Regions from separate parts of the Homo sapiens genome. Here all the other regions are linked to region 1. Evidence: chromatin contacts called from ENCODE Hi-C data. All regions are on one chromosome and are shown on one strand. The core of a region is the stretch at or near the end of the contact, and the rest is flanking DNA. Distances in the headings are between cores, read along the strand shown. Region 1 holds the start of ZIC5 (Zic family zinc finger 5). Region 2 holds the start of EFNB2 (ephrin B2). Region 3 holds the start of LINC00391 (long intergenic non-protein coding RNA 391).

Evidence for each region. A loop is a pair of places that touch in the nucleus more often than their neighbours do. Pooled maps may share reads with other maps.
Region 2: a loop to region 1 is called in a map of B cell, with 12 times the contacts of the local background. The contact joins the promoter of EFNB2 here to the promoter of ZIC5 in region 1. A Hi-C loop is called at or near these places in 2 of 168 maps with a recorded cell type or tissue (B cell and naive thymus-derived CD4-positive, alpha-beta T cell), 1 of 37 single-sample maps with no recorded cell type and 8 of 50 pooled maps.
Region 3: a loop to region 1 is called in a map of B cell, with 20 times the contacts of the local background. The contact joins the promoter of LINC00391 here to the promoter of ZIC5 in region 1. A Hi-C loop is called at or near these places in 2 of 168 maps with a recorded cell type or tissue (B cell and CD4-positive, alpha-beta memory T cell), 6 of 37 single-sample maps with no recorded cell type and 14 of 50 pooled maps.

Annotation. Positions count from the first base shown.
Region 1 is chr13:99,969,852-99,973,755 of GRCh38, reverse strand. ZIC5 (Zic family zinc finger 5) reads left to right here and starts at 1,989. Exons shown (of 2, transcript NM_033132.5): 1 at 1,989-3,629. The coding sequence starts at 2,153.
Region 2 is chr13:106,533,994-106,537,897 of GRCh38, reverse strand. EFNB2 (ephrin B2) reads left to right here and starts at 2,236. Exons shown (of 5, transcript NM_004093.4): 1 at 2,236-3,055. The coding sequence starts at 2,934. RefSeq lists an enhancer at 1,139-1,208 and a silencer at 1,789-2,448.
Region 3 is chr13:94,706,814-94,710,717 of GRCh38, reverse strand. It overlaps LINC00391 (long intergenic non-protein coding RNA 391), which reads left to right and starts at 2,217. Exons shown (of 3, transcript NR_170286.1): 1 at 2,217-2,367. SOX21 (SRY-box transcription factor 21) reads left to right here. Exons shown (of 1, transcript NM_007084.4): 1 at 1-1,096. RefSeq lists enhancers at 3,609-3,904, 2,955-3,904.

The DNA of each region.
Region 1 (3,904 bases), core at 740-3,239:
ATTGGAAATGTTCAGAGAGGAAACGATGACAGTGATAATTCCAAATATGATGCTTTCTCCATAAACTATCCATAGAGATGGCACAGCTCTCGATCAACCTTTGCCTGGTTGGCTTGAAATGTTTTAAGTCTTTGACATAAAAATTGTGAAAGGACTCGTCGTTTCCAAAGTGAGATGAAGATTTTGTTACTGCTGTTTATTAAAATTTTTTCGTTGTGTTTCCACACATGCCTTTAATTCCCCATATTTGAACTTCATTGCAACTTAAAGAAAAAGTCCATTTGAAATTTGATGGTAGCATTGTCTTTGTTTGCTTGTCAGTTTTATAAAAGAAATGACATTCCTAAGTCTCATACCGAAGCCCCCTGTTAAACATCGTTCACACCAATGTGAATGGCACTATCGAATCAACTCTTTTCAGAATATTTCTGATTACTTCCCACGGCCATCTCCCCAATAACGGCTTTGTGCAGTCTACTTTTACTTGGACTGCAAATGAATTAAGTTGGAAACATATTTTATTGTATCCCCAAAGAAAAAGATCACATTCTAATCATTATCACTTTTTTTTTTTTTACAAGTAATGTTACGGATGACAGCAAAATACAAATTTTAAAATCCTGGCTTTAATATTTGAGCATTTTGTAACATCACAAATTTCAAAAATGCTTTCTTTTAAAATCTGAAAAGGACACTTTTGGGGCAGTAAAATCCTTAATTTGGGGGGAGGGTCCCACATTTCTCCGCCCACCAAAAAGTGATGCAGGGAATTTCTATTTTTAAAAAATCGATTTGATACCAAACCTCTGGAAAGGGATGGGATTCGCTTTTTTAAAAGCCAGTTTTTATGGTTTTCAAATAAGACATCTTAGAGGTAGACTGGTTTATGAGAAAACGATAAAAAGGTGAAAGATTATTCTATCAGTAAATAAAAAGCAAAGATATTTCTTGATTTCAAAATAATATTTTATTGGATCAGTTCTAATTGTGGATCAGTCAAAGAAACTGAGGCATACATGTGGACTGTGGACTGGGATCTGGACCGGAAGGAGAAATTCTACTTAAAGGACGGTGCTTATTTAGCGGCTTCTCTCTGCAGAGATGCCGTTTGGCCTGCCCCGCCACTGTATCTCCGAAAGGCAAAAGTTAGAATCGCTGCCCGATCTCCTCTCCCCCGCCCCTACTGTAGATCTAATTGGAAGTGGCAGATCTAGAACCGATGAGTAGTGAGATTACACTTCCATCCAACTCCTTTGAACCATGTTGAAAAGGACTCTCCATGAGATAAAAAGTCGAGGTAAAACGGTTCCTTTGGGGGAAAGACTTATTTTGACTTCACCTGGTGTTTCGCGGAGCCAAATCACTCAAGTTGTCTTGCAACCAATAGACTTTATCTTCTTCACTCCGTCTACTGTCTATGCGCCCTAGGTGAGCGCTAGGCAGGTTGGGTGTCCAAACAAGAAGTTTCTAGCATCACCACTACAGGTAGGACGGGCTATTCACCCTTCTCTCCCAAACAGCAGCCCAGGGCTCTTCCACCCCACAAGAGAGGTGGAGGTAGAGGCAGAAAGTACTTGGGTGCCAGAAGGCACACAGAGAAGTGAGGCCAAGGTTTTTGAAACTGGGACTGCCCCTCGGGGGTCCTCAGCCCCTCACCACCCCGCGCCCTCTGCCCGCGTGCCGGCGCGCGCTCCGCGAGGTGCGTCAAGGAAGAGCGGGGCGCTGCGCGCGCAGGCCAGGCTCAAACTTTCTGCAAGTGCAACTTGGGCATCCCCGGGGAGGCGGGGACGTGTGGCTCCAGCGGAGGAGGGGGCGCGAAGCGAAAGCGCAGGCGGCCGCAAGCACGGGGGCGAATCCCCGCTGGGTCGAGGGCCTGAACGGGAGCCAATCGAGCAGCCGAGGCTACTGCCAATCACGCGGCTCCCTCCAATCCCACCCGTGCCATTTCCAAAATCTCGGTCCCACTGTGCAGCTCAAATGTGGTGTTCACTCTGCCAATCGCTGGAGGATAGAGTGGGAACAGGAATAAGCAGAGTTAAGAGGCCAGGACAAAAGAAGTTAAAGAGCGCCCAATACATACATGTTTTTGAAGGCGGGCAGAGGGAATAAAGTCCCCCCAGTGAGGGTCTATGGGCCTGATTGTGTAGTTCTGATGGAGCCCCCTTTGAGCAAGAGGAACCCGCCAGCGCTGAGATTAGCGGATTTGGCAACGGCTCAGGTCCAGCCGCTTCAGAATATGACAGGCTTCCCGGCGCTGGCCGGCCCGCCCGCCCACTCCCAACTCCGGGCCGCCGTCGCGCACCTCCGCCTGCGGGACCTGGGCGCTGACCCCGGCGTGGCCACCACTCCGCTCGGACCCGAGCACATGGCCCAGGCGAGCACGCTGGGCCTCAGCCCTCCCTCCCAGGCGTTCCCGGCACACCCGGAGGCTCCGGCAGCCGCCGCCCGTGCTGCAGCCTTGGTCGCGCACCCCGGCGCGGGCAGCTACCCCTGCGGCGGGGGCAGCAGTGGCGCGCAGCCCTCCGCGCCCCCGCCCCCAGCCCCTCCTCTTCCTCCCACCCCTTCACCCCCTCCCCCTCCCCCGCCTCCTCCTCCTCCTGCCCTCTCGGGCTACACCACCACCAACAGTGGCGGCGGCGGCAGCAGCGGCAAAGGCCACAGCAGGGACTTCGTCCTCCGGAGGGACCTTTCCGCCACGGCCCCCGCGGCGGCCATGCACGGGGCCCCGCTCGGAGGGGAGCAGCGGTCCGGCACCGGCTCCCCCCAGCACCCGGCCCCGCCTCCCCACTCGGCCGGCATGTTCATCTCCGCCAGCGGCACCTACGCGGGCCCGGACGGCAGCGGCGGCCCGGCGCTCTTCCCCGCGCTGCACGACACGCCGGGGGCCCCAGGCGGCCACCCGCACCCGCTCAACGGCCAGATGCGCCTGGGGCTGGCGGCGGCAGCGGCAGCCGCGGCGGCTGAGCTGTACGGCCGCGCCGAACCGCCCTTCGCGCCGCGCTCTGGGGACGCGCACTACGGGGCGGTTGCGGCCGCAGCGGCGGCCGCCCTGCACGGCTACGGAGCCGTGAACTTAAACCTGAACCTGGCGGCTGCGGCGGCCGCAGCAGCGGCCGGGCCCGGGCCCCACCTGCAGCACCACGCGCCGCCCCCGGCGCCGCCGCCGCCGCCGGCGCCCGCGCAGCACCCGCACCAGCACCACCCCCACCTCCCAGGGGCGGCTGGGGCCTTCCTGCGCTACATGCGGCAGCCAATCAAGCAGGAGCTCATCTGCAAGTGGATCGACCCCGACGAGCTGGCCGGGCTGCCGCCGCCGCCGCCGCCGCCGCCGCCGCCGCCGCCACCGCCCCCGGCCGGCGGCGCCAAGCCCTGCTCCAAAACTTTCGGCACCATGCACGAGCTGGTGAATCACGTCACGGTGGAGCACGTGGGAGGCCCCGAGCAGAGCAGCCACGTCTGCTTCTGGGAGGACTGTCCGCGCGAGGGCAAGCCCTTCAAGGCCAAATACAAGCTCATCAACCACATCCGCGTGCACACCGGCGAGAAGCCCTTTCCCTGCCCTTTCCCCGGCTGCGGCAAGGTCTTCGCGCGCTCCGAGAACCTCAAGATCCACAAGCGTACTCATACAGGTGGGTGTCTGTCCCCGGCCGCGCCGCCGCCGCCGCCACCAGCTCCTGCGCCGCCGCCGCTTCCGCCGCTGCTTCTCCTCCTCCTCCTGCTCGCCTTAATTTTTTTCTCCTTCTGCTGCTTCTCTTCGCATACGTATAACCCGGACATGTGACTTCTTTTTTTTTCTCTCCCCCCCTTTTTTTTTTCTATGAATAAGTAATTCGATAGCACACACAGGCCCCGCGTTGGGTTCCCACACGGCGGAGTCTCCAGCGCGCCCGCAGCCCCTCGGCCG
Region 2 (3,904 bases), core at 987-3,486, 6.6 Mb before region 1:
CATTGAATCTCTGTTGACTGAAACTAAGCTGTATATTCTCTCACACTATAGATGTTTTGTGTGTGTGTAGGATTCCTTTTCAGTCAAATACGCACTTTGTTTTGAAAAGGAAGCGATTTTAAAGTGTATATTTACATTTGTCCCAAGGTAAAACGCTTTGGATGTGAGACTTTCTGATTTACTGAAAATGTTATTTTTGGAAGCTGGCTTATTTTCAGACAATGCAAATTTCCTGTATTTCCTCTAGTTTACTTGGAGAGGAGGATGTAGTGAGCTAAGAGGTCACAATTTAAATTTCACAATATAAGTTTGTCAAAAGGTACTGAGTACCCAGTGTTCTTTTAAAAGATCATTAAGCTAACTTTATATTCAATTTCAATGAGTTCCTTAAATGGTATTTTAGCATACTAAAAACTAGCCCTTTCTCACCCTTGTCAAGGTAGGAGTCATAGTGCCTGCTGCTTCCTGGGTTGTTGGTGCTTCCTGGGAATCCGCTGTTCAAATCGTCATACCGTGGTGGAGCCTTTTTAAAATAAATTTTATATATATATGTGTGTGTGTGCATATATATATGTGTATATATATACGTATATATGTGTGTGTATATATATACGTACATATGTGTATATATGTATAAATATGTGTATATGTGTGTATACGTATATGTGTGTATATATATATTTAGTTTGAAGGCTTATTTAAAATGAAAATAAATTATGAAACTTTTCTGCTCTCAAAGATCTGTTTGGAAGAGTAAGTGTATTCAGTACTTTGTATGCCTTAATGTGTTTTCTATCTTAAACTAGTCTTCACAAGCTTTTACCACTCCAACTGAGATGTATACGTTAAGTTAGACTAATGTTTCAAAAACGGATACTTAAAAGCAACGTACCATAAAAATCTTCAGAAATTGTTACAAAGAAGAGTGAAAGAAAACAAGGTGTTTTACCATATGCATTTTTAAATTTAGCGTAGTGGATACTTTGTTTTAAAAATACATAATTTGTAGAATTACTGCCCAGTTTGTGTTTGAAACATAAATCCTGGGGTGGACGGCATTAAATTGAAAAAAAACGTGGGCATACAGTATATTTTAATTTTTCATACTGAATCGTACATTTGCACTGTGCCTTATTTCTACCGTGTTCTTCCTACTGTTGGACATATAAAAAGATTTTCCTTGGAACTGTGACTTGATTAGATGCTGCAGTATGCTGGATCCGGGTCGGTGGACCGCAGAGCGCTCGAGATGCGGAGAAGCAAAGCTGGCCGCTAGTGGGCGCTGTGGCTCCGTGGAAGTCACGGACGAGCGTCAGCACCGGCGCTCGACCGGGAAAGTAGCGAGGAGTTCCTGCCAGCTCTGCTCTGGGGTCTTGCAGACGCCGAGTGAGAAGCACATGCCTTGACTTTTCCATCTCACACCCTCTAAATCTCTGGTCACTTTGGGAAGCGCGCGTGTCTCCTAGAGGCTAGTGAGACGGTCCCCGCGTCGTGCCTGTGCCGGCGACACGCGGGGAAAGCTCCAGGGGCGCCACCTTCCCGGGGGGCCAGGAGGGAAGGGAGACGCCCGCAGAGAAGGCGGGAGGCGACGATGCTCAGGCCCTGATTAGAGCTGCAAATTCCGGCGCCGCGTCGCAGGAATCGTCTTGCAATTCCCGGCCCCACTGACTGAAACTGAGCCGTAGGCGATTGGTACCAAAATCAAGTGAGAAGCCCTCGCCGAGAGGCGTCGGGAGAAGCGCGCAGAAGCCGGGAGCTCTAAGGGTGCGCGCGGAGTGCAAGTCTTGCACGCGGGGCAGCGCCGCATCTGCGGAGAAGGGACGCCGAGCGGAGCCTGCTGCCTTCCGCACTGCTCGAGGGAAAGCCGCGCCCTCTGATTCCGCCGAGGGGGAAGGCGCCCCCGGGCGCGGAGACAGGTGGCCCGCTACTCGGCCGTCGCTGTTTCCACGTCTGCACCGCGCCCAGAAGGCCTCTCGCCGCCCCGGGGGCGCCCTGTGCACGCGCTGAGCGCTTCTCCTGCCCGGCTTCTGCTCCGCTCCCGCCGCCCGCGGGAGCCAGGGGCGGGGCTCACCTGTCAGCCCGAGCCCCGCCTCGCGGCACCCAATGTCGGGAGGGGATGGCGGACGGACGGACCGGCCGTCCAACCAGCGCGCGGCCGCGGAGCCGCGGGCCAATGGGCTTCGCGCGGCGGGGCGGGGCCCCGCGTTTATAGCGCTCTGACAGCGCGGCGGCCGCGCTGACTCTCCTCGGCGGGGACCGCGGCGCCGGCCGGAGCGAGGAGCTGCGCACGCAGCGGGTCCCGGCGCCCTCCCCGCACACAAAGGCCCGCGCGCGTCCGGAGCCCGCGGCGGGGACCGAGCTCCCTCTTTCCTGCCCTGGGGGCCGGGAGCCGCGCGGACTGAGAAGGCTCCTGCGCGCCCGGAGGCGCCCTACTCCGCTCCGTGCTCCGGGACATGGAACCGCGCCGACGCGGCGCCCGCGCGCTCGGGCCGCTGCCCGCTGCACTGGATCTATAGTCACAGGCGGCCCCGCTCGGGGCGCAGCGCCCGCCGCCCGCGCCGGTCGTCTCCGCTCCGGGTCTTTGTGTCCCAGCCCGCACCCGCCCCGCGCCCACCCGCCAGCCGCGGCCGGCCCGGCACCCTGGAGCCGCACGGGAGTCGGCCGTCCGAGCTGCGTCCGGCGCGGCGCCCCGGAACCCCGAGTCCGCCGCGCCGCCGCGCCCCGCGCGTGCGCTCCCGCCCCGCGCCCTGAGGGCCCCGGAGAGCGAGCGCACCTGGCCCGGCGACCGCTGGAGCTGCGCAGCGCGCCTCGGAGCTGCCTGCGGGCGCACGCCGTCTTCCCCGCCAGTCTGCCCCGGAGGATTGGGGGTCCCAGCCTGCGTCCCGTCAGTCCCTTCTTGGCCCGGAGTGCGCGGAGCTGGGAGTGGCTTCGCCATGGCTGTGAGAAGGGACTCCGTGTGGAAGTACTGCTGGGGTGTTTTGATGGTTTTATGCAGAACTGCGATTTCCAAATCGATAGTTTTAGAGCCTATCTATTGGAATTCCTCGAACTCCAAGTAAGTGGCGTCCGCGATCCCCCTATGTCCCCGCCCCGGGGTCCGCCGCGCCGTCCGGGCGGGAGGAGGGGTCAGTCCGCGGGGCCTCGGAGCCTGTTTCTGGAACCTCGGTTCCCCGTCCCCCACCCCCAACCCCCGCCCCATTTCACTAGGTGGAGACTCCTCGCTCGGCTTTCCAACCCGAGCCCCGCTGGAACGGACGGTCTCTCCGCCTTTCCTCCCCCGAACGCTCCCAGGCGCTAAAAGCTACTATCGGCTCGGGTGTCAAGTCCGGGAAGGTGTCCGATGGCGATACCTGACCCTCTCCTGTTTTCGAGGACGAAGGACATGGCCACAATCTAGGCTGGCCGGCACGCGGGGACTGGTGGGCTCTGGAGAGAGGCGGAGATGCTGCATTCGCGGGGAGCGCGGGCGGCGTGGTCCGGGGCCCGCGGGCGGGCGACCGGGGTGGCAGGACGCTGGCAGCGAAGCGCGTTCTGGAGAGGGGAGCCTGGAGTCGCTACGCTGCCCGCAGAGCCCTGGAGCCGGGGCGCCTTGGCACCGCGCCGCCAGCCCGAGGGTGCGCGGGGAGCTCGCCTGCTTCGCAGGAGAACTCGGGCGTCGAGCCCTTTCCTCCGCGCCGGGGAGACGGGCCTTAGGCTTCTCCCTGAGGGCCCGCCGCACCTCGGCCTCCCGCTTCGTTCATAAGCCGGTAGCCCCGGAGTATGCGGTCTCGATGGCCGACCTGATTGTAATGCACTTCCTATAAAAGCTTAGGGCCCTGCCCAGTCGACACTGCTCCTGAAGCCTTCTCCCTCGGGACCCTGGTAGGAATGGGATCCTTAGGATCAGATTTGCTCTTACCGGACT
Region 3 (3,904 bases), core at 968-3,467, 5.3 Mb after region 1:
GGGAAAAGCTGCTTGTGTCATTCGTTTCTGGGAGTGGGATGGCTCTGAGCAGCCTCGCCTCCCTGTTTGTACTATTTGAACTTTGCAGATCTCTGTTCTCTCAAGCAGAACTCCCAACCAGATCCATTCTTGACCAGTGACCGGCTCGAATCTGGCCTTTTGTGTGAGATGATCACGGTTTCTTTTGTTTATCACGCCATTTGCAAATCAGAGCAAGAGCTCTTTCTCAAGGGCAAGAAACGCAAACAAGAAATATTTGTGAGATGAAAGTTGTCAATTGGATTTTCTTCCTAAACAAACAACAACAACAAACTACTAGAAGTCTCCCTGAGTCCACTCGCTTGGATTTCTGACACAGTTTACAAAAAAGGAAAAAGGCACTGCTCCTATTTTCCCTTATGGCTGAGTTCACCTTAAGATTGTAAATGTGTATATGTCAGTGAAAACATTGAGGCTTGGAAAATGTGTTATTTTCGTTGCCCTAAGTTTGAGTCGACTTTAGACTCAAAAACATTTTGAGCGAATATCAAAGTTAACTTTTAAAAATTGCGAAACTATTTCAGAATCGCAATTTTATCGAAGATTAAATCAGACTTTTTTGTCTGGTAATTATATATTTATTATTTAGCAAAACTGAAGAAAAAAAGCACAGAATTGTTTCAACAGATGTCTCTCATTTTCAGCTAGCATTTCTCTCCCAAGTTGAGCTGGTTTAATGTGTTTTGGATTTCCCTCCTCAATTGGCTTATTTTTTAGATCACCTGCAATTCATTTGCAAATTGCAATAAAACACATTTTAGAAAAAAGGAACCTTCAATTATTAGCTTTGTTTCTTTTTAAATGTATATATTTTGACTAATGTTTGTGAATGAAGTTGGCTAACATGTATTTAGTTTCATTTTGGCTTTATGTAATATAAAGTTTTTAAAATTTTAAATATGGTTTTAACCTTTATGTGTAAATGATTTTCTAGTGTGACCTTCTAATTTAATATTAGACGTCTAAGGTATATCTGTAAATTAGAATCCGACTATCACTCTGTTCATTTTTTTTGAACAAAGAGTTTAAATAAAGCCTGAACCAGGGAAAAGAAAAATCTTCTATTTCTTGTTGAGTTCCTAACAAGATTTTTATCTGAATTGCCCTTACGTGCCTGGTCCAGGTGAAGTGTAAGGTATCCTCCAAAGGCACCCTTTGTTTCACTTTTGAATAGATTTACTAGGAAATCTAAATCAAGCCATTGTTATTCAGAGCCAAAAACCTGATTTATCACATTTTTAATCGTGAATAGGAAAGAAGATTTTTAAAAAGCCCAAGTCGTTGTATTAGCTTTAACAACAACAAAAAAAAGGCATTCATGAACCAGTAGAACAGAGCCCATTGAAAACATCCAGACCTTTCAAAGCATTTCACCAGTTTCTAGTAACATTTTAAGAGGGGAAAGTTGCTTGACCACTTTATCTTGTTAGTTGAAGAGCCCCACCACTTAAATCAGTGTAATTTGTTCTCCTATCTTTGGGGTATTCCTTGTTGACACCTTAAGGTTTTATTTGGAAGGATAATCACTACTAACGACAAAGTACAAATTTTGGCCTCTTTAGGACTTAATTTTGTTATGCTAATCGCATTAAAGTAGAAGTATAACATTCAAATGGAGAGGGTTGGATTTCTAGGGCTAGACAAATTGCTACTAAAGTTTGAAAAATCATAAAGGATTTTAATTTTAGACAAGAAATAGAAGACTGTCAGAAAAAAAAAAATAGGAAGATCTCGCCCCCCCGCAACCAAAATGGAAATTCTCAAGATACTATATACAAGTCTTAAACCAGTTTCCCCATTGAGACCATCTCTGGAGCTGCACGTCTTTATAAACGACCCAAGTCTTTAAAGTCATTGTTTTCCCCCAACGGAATAATATTTTAAAAACCATGAAAAGTTTTGGAAATGTGAGAAATAGGCTCTGCTGGTTTGACCCTGATTCACTAATTAAAATGATCCCTCTCCTGTTATTCCCTGAGCTCTTTGCAATATTATAAGTTAATTCATATGGTTCTGAGCGATTATGCAAAACTAATTTGGACTGTCCAGGGGTAATTATCCCTGACACGGTTAATTAAATCCTTTCAAGGCTTCGTCTTTCCCTTTTGTAGCAGCCCATCCCTTCTCAACACGGAACTTCCTGCGGCTCGCTGGAAATCACCCCAGCCCTAAATCTTAGTTACCACCCTGAGCCTTCCAGCTCGGCCGCCTCCTCGGCCTGAAGACTCCCCGCCTCCTCCCGCCCCCTCCCCTTTTCCCAAAGATCAGCGTTTTCTGGGAGAAACGCTCCGGAGTTGTTGATGAATGAGAAGAGGACTGGAAAGATGGGTAAGAGGAGGGGTGAGGATGCCGAGGGGGAGCACCGAGGTCATATCGCCAACAGATTGTGCGGCTGTTTGAGGACCTCCACAGGCCCCACAGACTCGTTTATCACCCATTCTGACTCCAATGGTCTTGCTAACAAGTTGGCGGGTTTTGCGCCTGCAGAGAGCCTCCTGCCAAGTTAGACTGTGCAGAAGTAAGGGGTTGGAGCGGGGGGAGCGGCTCCGGGGCAAGAGGGCGTAGAGAAAGGCCCGGGGGTGGGTGGTGTAAGCGTCTGAAAGTGGCCCACAAATGCAGCGCTGTGATTGGGCAGAGAGCTGCTGCTGGCTCGCGATCTCTATCTCCATCTCTTTATCTATCTCCGTCTCTCTCCCTGTTTCTCCATTTTTCTTTCTTTCCTTCTCTCTCCTTCCTTCCTTCCATCTTTCTTCTTTCCCTTCCTTTTATTCTTCTATTTTCGTTTCTTTTCAAGGTTTTTTTTAAAGCCATGATGCAATTTCTTTGGTATTCACCGTTGTCCCAAAACTTGAAGCAAGCCTCGTATCCAAGGGGCCAGGCATGTTGCTTCGGGCTTTGTGCAAACAGGTGGAATTGCGCTGTGTAAGCAGTAAGAACTGGTGCTGGGGACGCTGTCGCGCGAGGGGGTGGCTTTGGGAGAGCAGGGTTGCTGGCCGCGATTGTTACTTCCCTTGACAATTTCCTCCTCCCCCTCCCCCAAGAAGATAGGAGAAAGCACCGCGGATCTCCCTCTCACCCCAGGCTCGGGGCGCAGAAGATGGAGAGAAGATTCCACTCTCCCCGGAGCAGATAGGGACGGTCGCGCCAGCCAATCAGAGCGCGGCTCGGCGCCGGCGCTCCCGGCCGCCTGGGCCGCCGTGTCCTCCAGGCAAGCGAAGTTCCCGCAACTCGTCCGCCTCGAGGGTCCGCGTCTTTCTTGCGCCCGCGGCCCAGCGGAGGCCGAGGGAGCCGTCCAAACTTTATTAATCTCTCCTCCTTTCTTTCTCCCTCAGCCCAGTGCATCTCAAAGGTCAGCCCTCTTCTTTTAAAAGACTGATATTATTAATGCACTGACAATTCCTCCCCCCCTTTTCTTTTTTCTCTCTTGCAGGGGGGAAAAAAAGGGAAATGGTGAAAAGAGCTTTTTTTATCCTTTTTTTTTTTTTTGTCCTTCAGTGGGAGCGTTTAGACAGTCGAGGAGGTTTTGTCCGAGAACAAAACGCAGGGTTGGGAGGTTTTGTGAGAGTGTTGTTTGTTGAAGTGGAGCTAAGAAAAAGCGGCGGCTTTCTCCTCATTGTGAAGAAACCAATCAGTGGTATTTGGAAAACTGTTAGCATTGTGCACTTCTTCTGTGTCCATTGTGAGGCGTTTCTTTTCACAAGGTTTTTTTTTCAGCCGATCCAGCTGGCCGGAATGAATAGCGGTGCAATGTGTACACGCTTTGTCCCTCCGGCCTTCAAGTAGCCCCCATTGAATAGACTAAGTTGACACTGCGTGACAGTGAAACAACATAATAAAAAATACATGAGCCCCTGAATAGGAGCAG